Linked DNA regions of Homo sapiens: region 2 is linked to region 1. A link is a loop called in an ENCODE intact Hi-C map of the cell type or tissue named here. Cell type or tissue: psoas muscle. All regions are shown on one strand.

Region 1 (8,000 bases):
GTGGACTTTGGGGACTCAGGGGAAGGGGTGAGGGTTAAAAGACTACAAATAGGGTGCAGTGTATACTGTTCGGGTGACGGGTGCACCAAAAATCTTAACAAATCACCACTGAAGAACTTACCCATGTAACCAAACATCACCTGTTCCCCAATAACCTATGGAGATAAAAAATGTTTTCAGATCATAAAACTAGAAAAAGAGAAAAATAAACTCCAGGAAATATGTTCAATAACATTAGGCATTAGGGAAGTGCAAATTAAAATCACAATGAGATATCTCCACACGCCTGTGAGAATGGACTACTTCTATATTGCACTACACCACTATCAGAATTACGCTGAGTGAGAAAAGTCAATCTCAAGAGGTCACATGGTATATTGTTTAATTTACATAACATTCTTGAAGTAACACTATAGGAATGGAGAACAGATTACTGGTTGGTTGCCATGGGTTCAGACCTTGGGATGGAGCAGATGAAGACGGAAGCGGGTTTGGTATAAAGGAGCAACACAGAGGATTGCATATCCTTGTGGTGATGGCACTGTTCTTTTTCTTGACTGTGGTCACATGACTCTACACATTTGATAAAACCACTTTGAATTAAATACCCACACATGTACACAAATAAGTGCATGTATAACTGGTAAAATCTGAATAAGGTGGGTGGAGTGTATCAATGTCAGTGTCCTGGTTGTGAACTGGGTGAAGGGTACATAGGATCTTTCCTGTATTGTTTCCTAAAACTGTACGTGAATCTACAATTGTCTCAAAATAAAAAGCTTTTAAAGATTACAAAACAGTGCCTTTCCCATGCAGTCTAGGAGCAAATAACTTCTTGAATCAAGCCTGTCTTACCGAAAACAAGGACTGAGCCTCCACCATTCCTTGTTTCTCTTGACTCTTGAAAAGATGCCTCCTGGTCCAAATATGTTCACAACCATGCTGCAGAATGAGAGAAGTGCATGCTGGGGCTGTGCTCTACTCACAGGAGTCATAACTCGGTCTCTCGTTTGGTAGTTGTGAACTGCCTGCCTCAGAAAGACCAGAGCTGCTGATTAAGATGCAGATTTTTCTAGGCCCCACACCAGACCTATCCAGAATAACTACCTCGTTAATTTCCTGATGTTATTATTGTGCATAAGGTTGGAGTTCTCTGTAGGGGTAGCCTCAGGTGTGATCGTAGGAAGTGGCTATTTGTGGCTCAGGTATCTTTGCTTGACTTTTGATGTAAGAAAACATGATATTCCCTCATGCAGGCTTCAATACTCTCAACTACTGACCCAGTCTTTAATTCTCAAACTGAGGGTCTGGGTGATATGTTCCCTTCTACATACAGCCTTTGGAGCCTACCTGGCCACTTTGCTTGAAATAACTGGATTGAGATGGGCTAGTAGTGTGTCCAGAGTTTGTTCCTTCTGGTGGGTTCGTGGTCTCGCTGACTTCAAGAATGAAGCCGTGGGACCTTTGCAGTGAGTGTTACAGCCCTTAAAGATGACATGGACCCAAAGAGTGAGAAGTAGCAAGGTTTCTCGTGAAGAGCGAAAGAACAGAACTTCCACAGCATGGAAGGGAACCCGAGCGGATTGCCTCTATTGGCTGGGGTGGCCAGCTTTTATTCCCTTATTGGCCCCTCCCATGTTCTGTTTCTGTCCTATCAGAGTGCCCTTTTTTCAATCCTCCCTGAGATTGGCTACTTTTAGGATCCTGCTGATTGGTGCATTTTACAATCCTCTTGCTAGCTACAGAGCACTGATTGGTGCATTTTACAATCCTCTTGTAAGACAGAAAAGTTCTCCAAGTCCCCACTCAACCTAGGAAGTCCAGCTGGCTTCACCTCTCAGTAGCAAACAAGCAAAATTATTAGAAATCTTACATTTCTATGTAACTATTTGTTTTCAAAGTGCTTTCAAAACTAAAGACACAAACACCCTATTCACTGGCTCCTCCCTACAAATCTTCAAGACAAGTAGAAGTATGAATAACTCCCATTTACAAAAGTGTAAACTGAGGCTCAGATAGATGAACTGATTTGTTCAGGCTTCTGAATGCAGAAAGTGGTGGAGCCAGCTTTTGAATCCAAGGTTTCTTACCAGCCCATCCTCCATTTTTCCTCTTCCACTTCCACTGAACTCTTTCTACCCCTTTTTTCTCCCTTCCTTCCTTAAATTTTTACTTGCTCTTTCCATTAATCAGTGTCAACTAAATGGCCTCTTTTGGCTGTTCTGTCCTAGCCTTTGCAGAAATAGGTACATTTGCCACCATGAAACACAAATAATTTACCACTTTACTAACCTAAATGCTGGCAAGCCCTTACCAGCTGGGTGTATTCACTTGTCAGTGTCTTTACAGAGAAATGTGGTGGAAACTCTGAAAAATGTTTTGCTTAATTAGGCTGTTTTATGAACATTTCTTTCACTCTATGAATTTTCCTAACTCTTGATTTTGTAAAGCTAAAAATAACTTCACCGATAATCATGCCATATGGATGTGGGGTGCACTTTTTCTTTTCTTTTTTCCCCTCAAAGGACACATGTAACCACCCACAAAAAGAGGGCTGAGATCTCTGCTGTTTGACAGAATGGTAAGGGAAGATGCTTGTATAATTTGAACCCTAAACATATTTAACTGAAATAATGCGAGACTGGCTGTTCTGTTTATCCAGCAGAAAGAGAGTGCTTTTTCATTTCTTTAGTTAATTTGATTCATGTAAATTGCTTATTCTCCAAAATCCATCCAGCATTAAATGTGAAATAATTGTCTAAACTACAGAATGATCCAGATAACTATTTAACAAGCTCTTTCCTTCTAGAGCTTACACATATGCAGGAGGAAAAAAGTTTTTCCCTTATATTATTCGTATAACTTTAAAAAGTCTTTGCAGTGCTTTATCATCCACCCATATTTGGTCACCCACAGAGCTTTGGGCATAGAGACTTAGCTACACAGAGCACAGAGGTAGTAGATTTGTTCTGCTTTCAAAGAGGTTCACAGCAGTATTATATTTTTGTGTGTGTTCATTCTTCAAACCTACTGTTTTCTCCTTCCCCAGTAGTGGGCAAGAGGGCATTTCTTAGCTTCCCTTCTTTAAGTGTCTGATCAGGAAGTCCTTAAGGTGAACGATGTACTCCCACCAGCCTGCCAGTAAATGTGAACAGTCTTCGTCTGCCAGCTGCCTGCTGAAGTGATTTAGCTGCTGTGTGCCTGGACCCAGAGCTCAGAACAGGAGCTGGGCAACAACTGAGTCTAAAAATAAGCTGGCAGCCACATTCCAAGTGCTAGGCTATGGCTGAGTCACCCCTTGCAGCATTTCAGCAGGAGCACGGCTGGGCATGTGTGGCTGCATTTTGTACCTGCCAACCTCTATGGGGAGTTCTTTTCTCCATGCCATGCTTCTCATACAAGTCATGGTGCACAGGAAAAACAATGTTGGAATACCGGGGTTGATTTGGTGAAGTTCTAACCTGAGATAATGTATTAGTCCTTATGCAGGAGGGGAAGGAAGGTCAGCCTTTTCTTATATTATCTTAATAGACATAGTCCATGAAAGCTTCCAGGGCTAATTGTGGTGAAAATGTGCCAGGTAGACCCCTTTCATGCCAACCATAATTAATAGTGTTATAGTCTTCAAGGCCATAATGCTCATCAGTTATTAATTAGCAATTCATTTTGTTGAATAAATAATACTTATGATTGATGATAGAACTTGTAATTGGGCACTAGAAATGGCTCCCCTGGGACTGGCTTACCAGCAAGTATTAACCGCGACATGGTAACGACAAACACAGAGGATCGTGCAGGAAAATCCAAGTTAAACAATTGTAACACAGCCAAGGTATTCCTTCTCAACAGGAGAAAAATCTGTCCTGATGTGTATTCTGGGCTAGAGTGTGTTAATGGTTTCTGGCCACACAGTGTTTGGGTTTTCCATTTCCTCTTAAGTTTGTAATCAGCCACCCTATTTTTTTTTTTTTCCAAAAAGCAAATTGTTCTTTGCAAGACAATTCTATTGACTTCAAATTACTCTTGCTATAGGTCCTTTCGAAGTATCGTCATGACATGTACACACAGACTTGAGGGAAAAAAGTGCTTTTCTGAAAAAGTAATGATTGAAATTTTTATTTTAAATGATTCCTTAGATTGAATTCACTTTAGATTAACAGATTTTCCTGCCCAATTGATTTTCTGGCATCCATGCAGTGATCCAGCAGAGATAAAATGGGGGTTCATTTAGTCCATGGCTCCAAGGAAAAGTGAGAGCCTGGCAAAGAGAGCCAGCAAAGCTTCTTTCTCGCCTGCTCGGTTGGAGCAGGACAACTGGAGCCGGTCAGCTGCTGACCAGATGCTGCCTTCAATTAATATTCCAACCCTCAAAGACATTTATCGCTTACTCTCGAAAGCAGAGCAGCTGAGTAATAAAGGGAACCACTAAAGCTGTTTTTTTTTCAAGAGCATTTATAATGGCTAAATTGCTTGAAATAAATTAGCACGAAAAATAAACATAGTTTGTACAGTATCTGTAAAACAAATTTCCAATCTTGGGAAAATAGAGCGACAAAGTGGGAGCTTGCATTTAACAAGCACATGCAATATGCTTCATTAAGATGGCTTTTTTTAAAAAAAAAAAAAATTTTAAAAGGGTTAATAAACTCCAAGATATCATTGCCAGTTAAACAGGTCCTGCACCATTTTAAGGGAAGTAAGAGGCTACAAAGGAGACAGTTAAAAAGAAACCAAGAGACTGTGTTGTAATGCTAACAGGCAATTAACAAACTCATGGGTGTTAATTATCTTCATACTGTATCATGTTCAATTAGCTTAGTCTCTGCAACAAAGGCAACGATGAACAATTGCTTTGATAGGCGTACAGTACTTCATTTGTAGTTAATCGGTTTAAGCCCTGCAGTTGCTAGGTTACCTTGGTCTCCAGAGGTAAAAAGCTGTACAGATGCACTATGTTTAAATGACTACAGAGAACTGTTTAAACTCAAACCATGTATAACTCTTTATTGATTTTTCACAGAAGATCTCAGCTCTGATGATAAGGTTTTGATATATTTTCCTGCTACAGCCAGTTCCTTAGAGTATTGCAGAAAAAAATCTGTCAATATGCTTCTATTATGATCTCTTGATCTGTGCCTATAAAAACCTTTAGCCGCAAACCTTATTATAAATAATGGAAGAAGCAATATCTGATTTTTTTTTTTCACACTGTACTACATGAAGATTTTTTTTCTTCATTGCCTTTGGATCCAAATTACAGGGCTTCTTTCTGTACCGGTGCTTTAAAATAATAAAGAAGAATTTCTAGCTCTAATTAATTTGATTGACTCTCAGCAGGACGGGATCAGCTGTAGCATCATGAACTTTAACAATAACTACCAATTGATGGGCAGTTCACATCAATAAGACCATCACTAGCCTCTCTCTCACCTGTCACCAGGCGGGGAGTGAGCAATAACCAGACCCCCACAGATGCTCCCCGCTTAGCGCTTTCTGCCCTATTAGCAATTTATAATGGTGATCAAGAAACAGTCAGCGGCAAATCAAGACAACTGTCTGGCTGCCTGTTTAATTGGCCTTGTTTGCTTTTTGATAAATGGCTCGTGACTACTGTAGGCCCCTGTATTTTGACTTTTAATAGGCCACAGTGATTAGACTACCAACAGATACTAGGTCAAAACTGAGGAAAGGTGCAAAAAATGTTAATTAATATCAATAATAGGCAATTATTAGTTAGACAGAAGGACCTACTAGCTGCGTGCTCTAATGGCTCAGAGCTAACTGGAAGAGAAGTGCTGCCAAATTAGCATAACTGTATGCAGACTGCATGGTGGAGCCTAGCAAACATCTGTTATGTTAGTAATTCAAATAGAATTCCTGCCTTTCGAGTGATATTCGCAGAGTCAGCAATCCCTCTTGGCCATTTCAAGGCACTAACAATACCCTAGTGACTGGTGTCCTTCCAAATGGGCTGTGTTTGAGGCTAAGAATTAAATTGCACCTTTGCTTTTGGGTTGTGCTGTTGAGGAGCTTAAGGGGGTCACTGTTCTCTGGTCAGCAGAGGGTGGAGGAGAAGGGTTTTGCATGAAGCCATACTGACCTTAGAGAGAAATGCAATGTGGGCCCAGCTGACTCAGGGAGGGACACAAGCTTTCTGTGTTTGCTGTTTCATAATTAGCACCTAGAACATGGCTATGCCTAACGTGTCACATAAAATGCTATATATAATTCTCACAGCGGGATTCTTTGTTATTCATTCCTTGAAGTGTGTGTTTGTGTGTGTGTGTACGTGTGTGCATGCACACTCACATACACACTGATAAAGGGCTGACAGTGTGTTTTGAAACATAAAATGAGTTAAGGTGAAGTAGCACTTAAGACAATGAAATGATGGGTATCATAAACACTATTTCCCATTCTTGTTATCAACATTGAGGTCACCTTGGGCAAAAATTTAAATTCTCGTCAAAGGATGTTAGAATAGATCCTTAAGTCCTAATGGAGATACTGAGATCCAGGGAGGTCAAGAGACTTGTTTAGGGCCAACGACCTGGTTCTGGGAATGGCTAGAAGGAGATACAGATTTCCAGACTTCCTACCCAGTGCCCTTCACCTGACCTTGCTGCCTCCCGAAAAGCTATGAGTTTCTGTCCATGATTTAGTGTCTGGTGGATATTTCCAAAAGCCACGTTTGAAATGTAAACGAGGAATATGTGTAGAAAGTGCTCCCACCATAAATGCATGACATTTATGAAATAGCATGTACCCAAACATACTTTCTATTTAGGATTTTAAAAAACTGGGTTATAAAATTGTAAAACCCACAACCATCTCTTGAGATATTTCACATTTTAATGAGAGGCAGAGTTTTTTTGTTTGTTTGTTTTTGTTTTGAGAAGGGTGTATTATAATTATGTTATTCTTTATTTCATTTCAAGCTTGTTTTCTTTTACGTCTGGCTTGGACCAAGCAGGGGAAAGATCTGTGTGTGGTGCCCTTTTCCTTCCCCACCAGAGGACTGACATTTAAGACCCATTTGACTAAACATTTTCAAGATCTCTAAAAAACAAAAGGTGTGTGGGTGTGTATGCGCGTGTGTAGGGGGAAAGAATCTGTTTCTTGAAGGATTGAGTTGAATTTTGGATTATAACAAACTGTAATTTTCTTCCTCCTTCTCCTCCTACCCTCCGACCCCCACCCTCACCCCTCAACACTAAGGAAGTCTCTCCAGCCACATCATTTTGTTAATAGCACTTAACTATTAGGCTTTTCAGTACCACAGTGCCAAAGAAAATGGGATTACTTTTTCATCTCTCTTCCTGCTTAAATACTTTGAAAAATCATCTGCTTTTGAGTCTATAAGGAAACTATTATGTAAGCTTAAAAATAACATTTTTAGATAATTCATTGCTGGGAATAAAGTCTTTTAAAATGATGGAGATATGATACTTTAGTTTTTTGTTTTTTTACTATTTCACTCAAATATTTGTTGAGCACTGAGCCAAATGTAAAATAATCATAAAGATAATAAGAATAGTACAATTATGAATTATTTACCTCCTAATATGTGGATCTCTTTACTAAACATTTTATATGTATCAACCATTCAATTCTTGTGACAACACAATGACATATAGCTGCTTTAAATCTCCATTTTACAAATAAAAAACTGAGGCTTAGCAAGCTCATTGAAGTATAAAGAAGTGCAGTTTCTATTTAACTTAAGTTTAAATGTTTTACTCTTTGTAATATAAATTGTTTTCCTTTTTTGAGGATTTTAAGAGTTTTCCCAATTCCTCTGTATAAAAAATATAAAGTTTGAGAAGCAACAAACAAAATGGTTTACTTCATAATGTCTTTTTCGGGTGTGTTACCTTTTTCAAATAGAGCATGCATTATATATAAAGGTTACGGTAACATTTTAAATATTGATGTTTCTAGAGTGAGAGGAAATTATATTTATTTTCTCTTAATAATTAAAGTTTTGGTTATTTTATTTC
Region 2 (8,000 bases), 230 kb before region 1:
GTCCTATTTGTTAAATAAAATACATATTTGGTTCCGAAATCCGAAAGATAAGTAATCCAGATAGGAGAGGCGCAAGGTCTTCTCCTTACGCAACTCTTCCTGCATCCTCCCCCTTATCTCCCCCCACTTATGCCCCCAGCTTGTAAATGGTAAAAAAAAAAAAAAAAAAAAAAAAAAAAACCAAACCTTCCCGAGGACCTACTCTGGAAAGTCAAACCATTATCTATTATTTAATACGTATCTGTGTCCAAGGAAAAATGAAGAAGGCGCTGCATGATTAGGACCTAAGGGGCAACCTAGCAAACTGAGAGCGTAATGATGCCCCTAAATGAAGGGGGAAATGTGCCGCGGCGCGCTCTATTAATCAGACTGTCAATTTCACCCCCGAGGCCAAACCCCCGGGCGAGCAGAACTGGCTCGGAGCGGGCAAAGGACCGGAGCCTTCCTCCTCACTTGTCTCTTCTCGCCTCCTACCTGGATCTATTTGTCTGCTCTGAAGCTGCCTTCATTACCCACTGACAGGAGGGTGTATTTATTTGCTTATAAACCTGTTACAATAAATGATTATTCGAACAGCGTCATTCGTACCTTAATGACGAGCGGGCGCTACTTTTTGATGAATGACATCTCGGGATCGGAAGGATGTATGGGTCATTTTGACCAGTCATTCCCTCGCTCTGGCATCCCACAATTTTTCCGCCTCCCTCCGAAAGCGATAATAATATTTAGAGGCGTTCGCTGGGGCTGAATGAGAATTAGCCCTAGGCGCAGCCTATCATTAGGACGGGACAGCAGGGCCACTGTGACATTTTTAAGAAAGCTGAGATGATGGAAAGAATAAGAAAAGAGATGATTCTGATGGAGAGAGGGCTGCACAGCCCTACGGCGGGCAAGAGATTCTCCAATTTGTCCAACTCGGCTGGCAATGCTGTGCTCGAGGCCCTGGAAAATTCGCAGCACCCGGCTCGCCTAAGCCCGCGCCTGCCGTCTGCCCCCCTGCACAGCGCTCTGGGAGAACTCCCCGCCAAGGGCAAATTCGAAATAGACACTTTGTTCAACCTGCAGCACACGGGCAGCGAAAGCACCGTCTCCTCCGAAATCTCCTCCGCCGCCGAGAGCCGCAAGAAGCCGGGCCATTATTCAGAGGCGGCCGCTGAGGCCGACATGAGCAGCGACGTGGAGGTGGGCTGCTCCGCGCTTCGCTCCCCCGGGGGCCTCGGCGCCGCTCAGCTTAAGGAAAACAATGGCAAAGGTAACCGCGCCGGCCGCACCGCGCTCTCCAGTCCCATCCTCTTTGCTCCTCCGCGGCCCCCGCCAGCCTTTCCCGGTGCCTTTTCCCCTCTCAGACCCTCCACAGGCAAGCTACACCGAGCTAGCACGGGCGGGGGCGGGACGCATGTCTGGGACCGTGCCTTCCAGTTCTGCTCCTTGAGCTTTCCCGCCAGGCTCAGGCCTGCGGAGCCTGGAACACCAGGCCCACCCGCCCTCGCTCCTGAGTCCGAGAAAATGTTTCTGCGCTCGTGTCTAAGAGCCCGAGCGAGCCGGTAGACCCCTAGTCAGCAGCCGAGTTGCTTTTGGGAAAGGTACCCTGGGCAACTACTCTGAACTCCCCTGCCCCTGTGCCCTCAGGGCTGGAGGGGGCATTCTTCTGGGTAAGTCGGAGGAAGCCTCGCCGGCGTCTCTGTTTAGGTCAGCGGGAGAAAGAGTTGAAAAGTATATTTCACCCCCTATTGGCTTGGGTTTGAGCTACTGCTGTGTTGGAACTCTTAAAATATTTGAAACCCCGAAGACTCAGATAAAGGTTAGAGGCCGTATAAAAAGCTGCCCTGCGGTCTCCAGACCATGGGAAACCCAGAGCTTCCCAAACTGCGCCCAGAGGTAGGCATTTTCCCTCGGCCACTTTTCCTCCTTGGTTGAAAATTTCTAATTATTAAAAAAGAAATCTCCTAATTCCGTTTCTATTATTTGCTTATGAAGGGCTCCCCAAACTTTATTGATTCCATTAACGGCAGCAATTTGTAAGCATGACAGACCCCATCAATTCCGGCAGCGACTCTCCTTCCTGACGGGGCTTCCCCGATCCGCGCGCAGCGCCAGCGCCGGGCTGTTGGTCCTACAGCCACTCATGCGCTGTTGGTCGTTTGTTTGCCAGGGTACGCAGAGAGCGGCTCGGCTGCCGGCACCACGACGTCGGCGTCGGGCTCAGGCCTCGGAAGCCTGCATGGAGGCAGCGGAGGCAGCGGCGGGAGCGCGGCGCTGGGTGGCTCCGGCTCTGGCGCGGATCAAGTGCGGCGCTACCGTACGGCGTTCACCCGCGAGCAGATCGCGCGCCTGGAGAAGGAGTTCTACCGGGAGAACTATGTGTCGCGGCCCCGCCGGTGCGAGCTGGCCGCGGCACTCAACCTGCCCGAAACCACCATCAAGGTATCAATTCCAGTGCATGCCTGCTCTGGCCTCCCCGGGGGCATCTGGGTTGATTGTTTCTTTTTCCCCTTTCCCCTTTCTGGGTGGCTAGATTTAGCTAAGGGTCTGGAAATCCGCGGGGGGTAGTCACCAAAGGAATTGGCTTATTTATTTCCCGGCCACCGAATCCGAACGGTTGTCCGGCCTGACGGATCTAAGAAGGCCCCCGAATGGTGACTCCAATGCTGAAAGCACTCGCCCCTGCTCCATTGTGCCCAACGCCTGGCCAGATGCCCCCTCGCCCATACCCACGGCCCCACTTTCCCCTAGGCGGCAAGCCCAGTTGGTCTTTGTTCCTCAAGCAGGAACCAGAGGTGAAACTTTTCATTTGCTCTTGAGCTTGGAGATTTATTTTCCGCATAAATCGTTACACGGAGAAAAGGATACTGTATCTTTAAAATCGATTGGTTTGAGACAGTAGTTTCCTGAACATTTTCCTCTTGGGCAACGAAAAAAGGGCAACCTCCTGCGGGGAAAAATGCAACGAAATTGTCCTTATTTATATATAACTTTAGGTTATTAATTTTATTATACGTCTGGGAGAGATAGCCGGGAGGTTAGGCGATTTGGTGAGCCCTTCATGGAGCGTTCGACACTGCAGAAAAAAGAAAAAATCTCCACGGGGTAGGGGAGGAGTGTGGAAGTCTCCCTCTGGTTTGATCGGGCTTTCTTTAATTTAGAGTTGTGACGAATGATGTCTTTATTAGATAGTGTTGGGAGGGGTGGAAACGTCCCCTTCCCCGTTTATGGAGACATTGCTCTACCCACTCATTTAAGGCAAACGATTCCAACAAAATCATCCCTTCAATATCAAAATCGGACCCGTGCCCCTAGGGGCAGGTCCTTGCAGTTCGGAGGGCTCAAGACTTCGCGCGGCGACCTCTCAGAAAAGCTGAGCGGCAGCCTCTCTTCAAAGGCTGCCCAGAATCCCCGTACAAATCCTGGGATTGAGAGACGGGTGCTCAGCGAGACCGGCACTGGTGGGTGGCGGGAGGGAGAGGAAAGGTTGGATTGGGACAAAAAAGTGCAGCAAGAAGTAAGGGAATAAAAGCCTGAGGAGCAGCAGCAGCCGGACGCGGGGGAGAGGACCCTCTTCGTTGAGGACGGTGTGCCCACGGCGGTCCACACACTGCCGTCCACACTTTCCCAGCTGGGAGACCACAGGGTACTCGGGGTTGGGCTTGGTCGGAGAGAAGTAGACCAAGCCATTCAGAGGTCCGGAAGGGGCAGAGGTCCTGGGACAGGAGCTGGGAACACGGGGCGCTCCCTAACCCAGGCTGCGGCGCGTCTCTCCCCGCAGGTGTGGTTCCAGAACCGGCGCATGAAGGACAAGCGGCAGCGCCTGGCCATGTCCTGGCCGCACCCAGCCGACCCCAGCTTCTACACCTACATGATGACGCACGCGGCCGCCACCGGAAGCCTGCCCTACCCCTTCCACTCGCACGTGCCGCTGCACTACTACCCGCACGTGGGCGTCACGGCGGCGGCGGCCGCGGCTGCAGCCTCAGGCGCGGCGGCCGCGGCTTCGTCGCCCTTCGCTACTTCCATCCGGCCACTGGACACCTTCCGCGCCCTCTCGCACCCCTACTCTCGGCCGGAGCTGCTGTGTAGCTTCCGCCACCCTGGTCTCTACCAGGCTCCCGCGGCCGCCGCGGGGCTCAACAGCGCGGCCTCTGCCGCGGCAGCCGCGGCAGCCGCAGCGGCTGCGGCCTCCTCGGCGGCGGCGGCCGGCGCGCCCCCCAGCGGCGGCTCTGCACCCTGCTCGTGCCTCAGTTGCCACAGCAGTCAGTCGGCGGCGGCAGCCGCGGCAGCAGCTGCCGCAGCCCTGGGTTCCCGGGGTGGCGGTGGCGGCGGCGGTGGTGGTGGTGGCGGCGGCGGCGGGGGCGCCGGGGCCGGGGGAGGCTCGGACTTCGGCTGCAGCGCGGCGGCGCCGCGTTCCGAGAGCGGCTTCCTGCCCTACTCGGCCGCGGTGCTTAGTAAGACGGCCGTGAGCCCGCCGGACCAGAGGGACGAGGCTCCGCTCACCAGATAACTACGTCGCCACCGCCAGGGGGCCGCGCCCGCCTCTCTGAGTGTGCCCGGGAGTCCCCTGTGCGCCCCCTGAGCCCTCCGCGCGTTGCCCGCTGCTGCCGCTGCCGCCAGGGGGCGCCCCGGGGCGCGGGAGGCCGAAGGGAACCTGCTCCGAATTGGGGGAGAAGGAGCAGGCGCAAAAGCCTGGCGGGCATCCCCCTAAATTATTTCTATTTTTGTATTTGCCACCCAGCCGTCTGCCCTTCTCTCTCTTTTCTGGCTCCCGGGACCCACTTTCCACCTCTGTCCTGAGCGCTTGGTTTCCCAAAGACCAACCCCTCGCCCCCTAAGCTAGTCCTGGCTGTGCACTCTCAGGTCCGGGTTGCTTGGCTGAACGGCGTGGCCCGAAGCAACGGAGAACCACAACAAAGACAGAGGGGGATGCTGTGCGCTGGTGCTTGGGGGCGGGGGAGGAGTCGCCCCGGAGGTTTCTCGCTGCTGCTGTTTTTCTTCCTTTTCTTTCAACGAGGGTGGGGGAGGTGGCAAACGTTCTTTCAGCCTGAGCTTATTAGGGACCCTGCCCGAAGAGTGCGGGAGAACGGAGGTCTGATAAGGCCGGGAGGACGGATGGAGAGCGTGGGCAGCGGTGGTTGTTTGTGAGATTGTTTACTACGTTCAGGAGCAAGGCGGGTAGGGATGTGGCCGCCTTCCCCGGGAAGGACAAAGCCGAGGTGCTGGAAGGGGTGGCCGTTGCGCCGCCTCCTTTTCGGTCCAACACCTTTCTCTCTTTTGGTCTTTGGTTTCAGTGCTGATGGAATGGAAGCATCTTGCATATTTTATGCAAAAAGTGATGGCAAAAGAGGTTGCCACGGCCAGGGAAGGGAAAGGAAGGGAGTTGGGGTAGGGGTAAGACTGATAGATCGCTGTAGTATTTGGAGAGGCGTTTTCAGCTCAGTTTTCCAACTACCGGGTTCCACTCGATCTGGGAAATACTTGAATCTCTAGATATATTAATATTATCCTAAAGCATTTCCTTAGACACTTTTCTAAGTTAGAACTCTCTATGTCCCTCGTCCCCTTCTCTCCTCGCTTTCCTTTTCCTCGGGTGAAATGGTTCTTGGCATATTTCTCACGCATGTCTATTGCGCCTTCGCCTCTGCAAAGCCACCGCTGGGTTGCTGAGACCCGCTCTGCCAACCCGGCTACTGGAGGGGTTTCCTTGAACTTGAAGAAAGGTACATCAAAACCCACTAGTGTTAACTGCCACGTCAAGTTTGATGCTAATAATGTGCAGATTATGACGAAAATTGCCAATCATGCTCTCTGATGGACCTCCTTTGAATGTGGAATTGGAGAAAAGTTCCCCGCACGGAGACCTGCTGTCAAGTACTAACAACCCGCTAAGGGAAGTCATTAGGAGAGACGGATAAGAGACTCGGTACATAAAACATTGTTCTTGGTGCATAGAATGTATGTTATTTAATGTTATCTCTGTTACCTGAAGTGATTTCGCAGAAGAAAGCCACGTTCTTATCATCTCAATTGCCGATTTTCATTTTGGTAACTTGGACGCCCTGGGTAGACTTTTCTCTGTTAAGTTGATATTCCACCAGTGTGAACAGCCTCATTAAATCAAGCCCAGATATTTCCATAATGCTCCCCGCAGAGCCACTTGGCTCCTCACATAATGAGATTTTCTGAAGAGTTGAAGCCCTAAAATAACTTGCTAGTGCATGTTTAGACCCAGCGAAGTGGGTATGTGTGTGTACGTGTATTAAAATGTAGGTAGGCTACCTACATGTGTTTGTGTATGTGTATATATATGTATATGTATGTATATGCATATATATATCCGTGCTCTTAAATACATATGTAAGAGATACACACATATTCATGTATACATACACATTGGCACTATTTTCTGTGGTTTATTTCAGATTTGTGTCCTGCCATCATATTGTTATTTTAAAGACACTGGATTTTAAAATATCATTTCCTAAATATAGGCTTTCAGTAAACTTTTGAAAGAATTAGTTTTCCAGGAGAAATTATTTCCATCAAATGGAAAATACATAAAGGGGAAACAGTATTTCGAAATTCCTGGGGTCTATTAAAATATTACCATAAAATATTAGAGAACTTTCCAATGAAATAGCAATGATCTAAAACTTAAGTTTTTGTTTTTGTTTTTAAAAACATGAGACTACTTATGTAAAATATTGATTATACCAGCTCTTATTCACTGAGTTTACATTTTTAAAAATATTAATATATAATTTAAGGCTAAATAAAATAAACCAAAATATGGTACCCTTTATCAGCTTTACCTATTTAGATTGTTAAAGTCCTTTGTTATGATCAGCTAACAGATGTATATAAGGTACTTTAGGCAGTAATGTTTACATTTCCCCCAAAAAATATATATGATTGATGAGAACGCTGGTTGGTAAAATTAACATAAATTCATCATTTGTTGGGTCCATTGGATCTGGTTATTATATTGAAATAAAATTGTAAATAAAGTCTTCGTGCTTTAAATATTGCTGGATGTATGAACTCACTGTAAGATATTTTACAAATGTGCAATAATTATAAAGCCTTGTATATTACGTTATTTATTGTGTTTGGTCATGTAAAATAAATGTTATTTAAATCAAGGCAGTTTTATTTGTTTAAGAGATTGCAAAATGGTTTGTGCTAGTGTTCGTTTTTAACTGTGGCATCCAGGGTTATGAGAATCTCTTAAAACAACATGTTTAAATCCATATAATACACATATCAGATGGATTAATTCATTCTAATCATTATTTTTATGGCAAATACATTACTCATGTTTATAGGAGACATGCACTCTTCCAAACATTGGTTTAACGTTAATTGGCTGGCTAAACAGATAAGAGTGTTTAGGAGTAGTGTGTGTGTCGATACACATGGTAGAGGACGTGCCGTCATATATATAGGGAGTGTGTACACAGGGTTAGGAGCTGTTTATGTTTGCAGTACTACAAAGGTAAACAAAATTAATTCCTCTATCTAATTAACTTGCCCACTTTTATTCTCCCACTTATGAAGTAAATATTAATATTTAATTCAAGGAAAAAGTTCACTCTTAATAGGAGCTCAGCCCTCTTCAAGCTCAGCCCTCCCTTACTAGTTCCATCTCCTTTGGTCTCTTTTAGGGGTGTACAGCACATTCTTCAAACTTAAGTAGTGTTTCTGTTTGCTGAGGATAAAGGATGCTGTGAACATTTTACCAAATTGGCTATGAGTATTTCAAGCAACTGGATATTTAAAAATATGATTTCCCCTCTTCCTTCTTTCTTTTGCTTTGGTACTTCAGCCCTGTTTTTCTTTCCCAATCCTATCTTCTTTCCCGAGTTCAGTCCACCTCTTCGTGTATTTACAGATCTGTCTTAAAATCGATATTTCGATGGCAAAATGCAAGAGTCAATGGTGTGTGCAAAGCAGTCTATTCGATTTAAAAACCAAGATGTCCCTTCCTCGAAATTTTCTTTTTCCAACTGCTC

What was found. Peaks named below come from ENCODE experiments on the same cell type or tissue, not always from the same donor. Only the 100,000 strongest peaks of a DNase experiment are listed, where the experiment ranks them.
Region 2: it touches region 1 in a loop (2.2-fold over the local background); 5 of 110 quality-filtered maps call a loop at or near these places.

What each region holds. Positions count from the first base shown.
Region 1 is chr2:175,851,193-175,859,192 of GRCh38, reverse strand. No RefSeq gene overlaps it. Among named protein-coding and RNA genes, the nearest start is that of LNPK, 150 kb to the left of the region's middle. In psoas muscle, no CTCF peak of the experiment used is centred here; DNase peaks (open chromatin) are centred at 3,252 and 4,312; H3K4me3 peaks cover 1,606 bases; H3K27ac peaks cover 3,109 bases.
Region 2 is chr2:176,076,602-176,084,601 of GRCh38, reverse strand. EVX2 (even-skipped homeobox 2) reads left to right here and starts at 640. Exons shown (of 3, transcript NM_001080458.2): 1 at 640-1,252; 2 at 2,153-2,424; 3 at 3,764-7,130. The coding sequence starts at 826. The coding sequence ends at 4,495. RefSeq lists enhancers at 1,266-1,881, 5,046-5,687, 7,920-8,000. In psoas muscle, CTCF peaks have their summits at 4,359 and 4,563 (motif pointing right); DNase peaks (open chromatin) are centred at 3,870 and 4,551; H3K4me3 peaks cover 3,099 bases; H3K27me3 peaks cover 7,765 bases.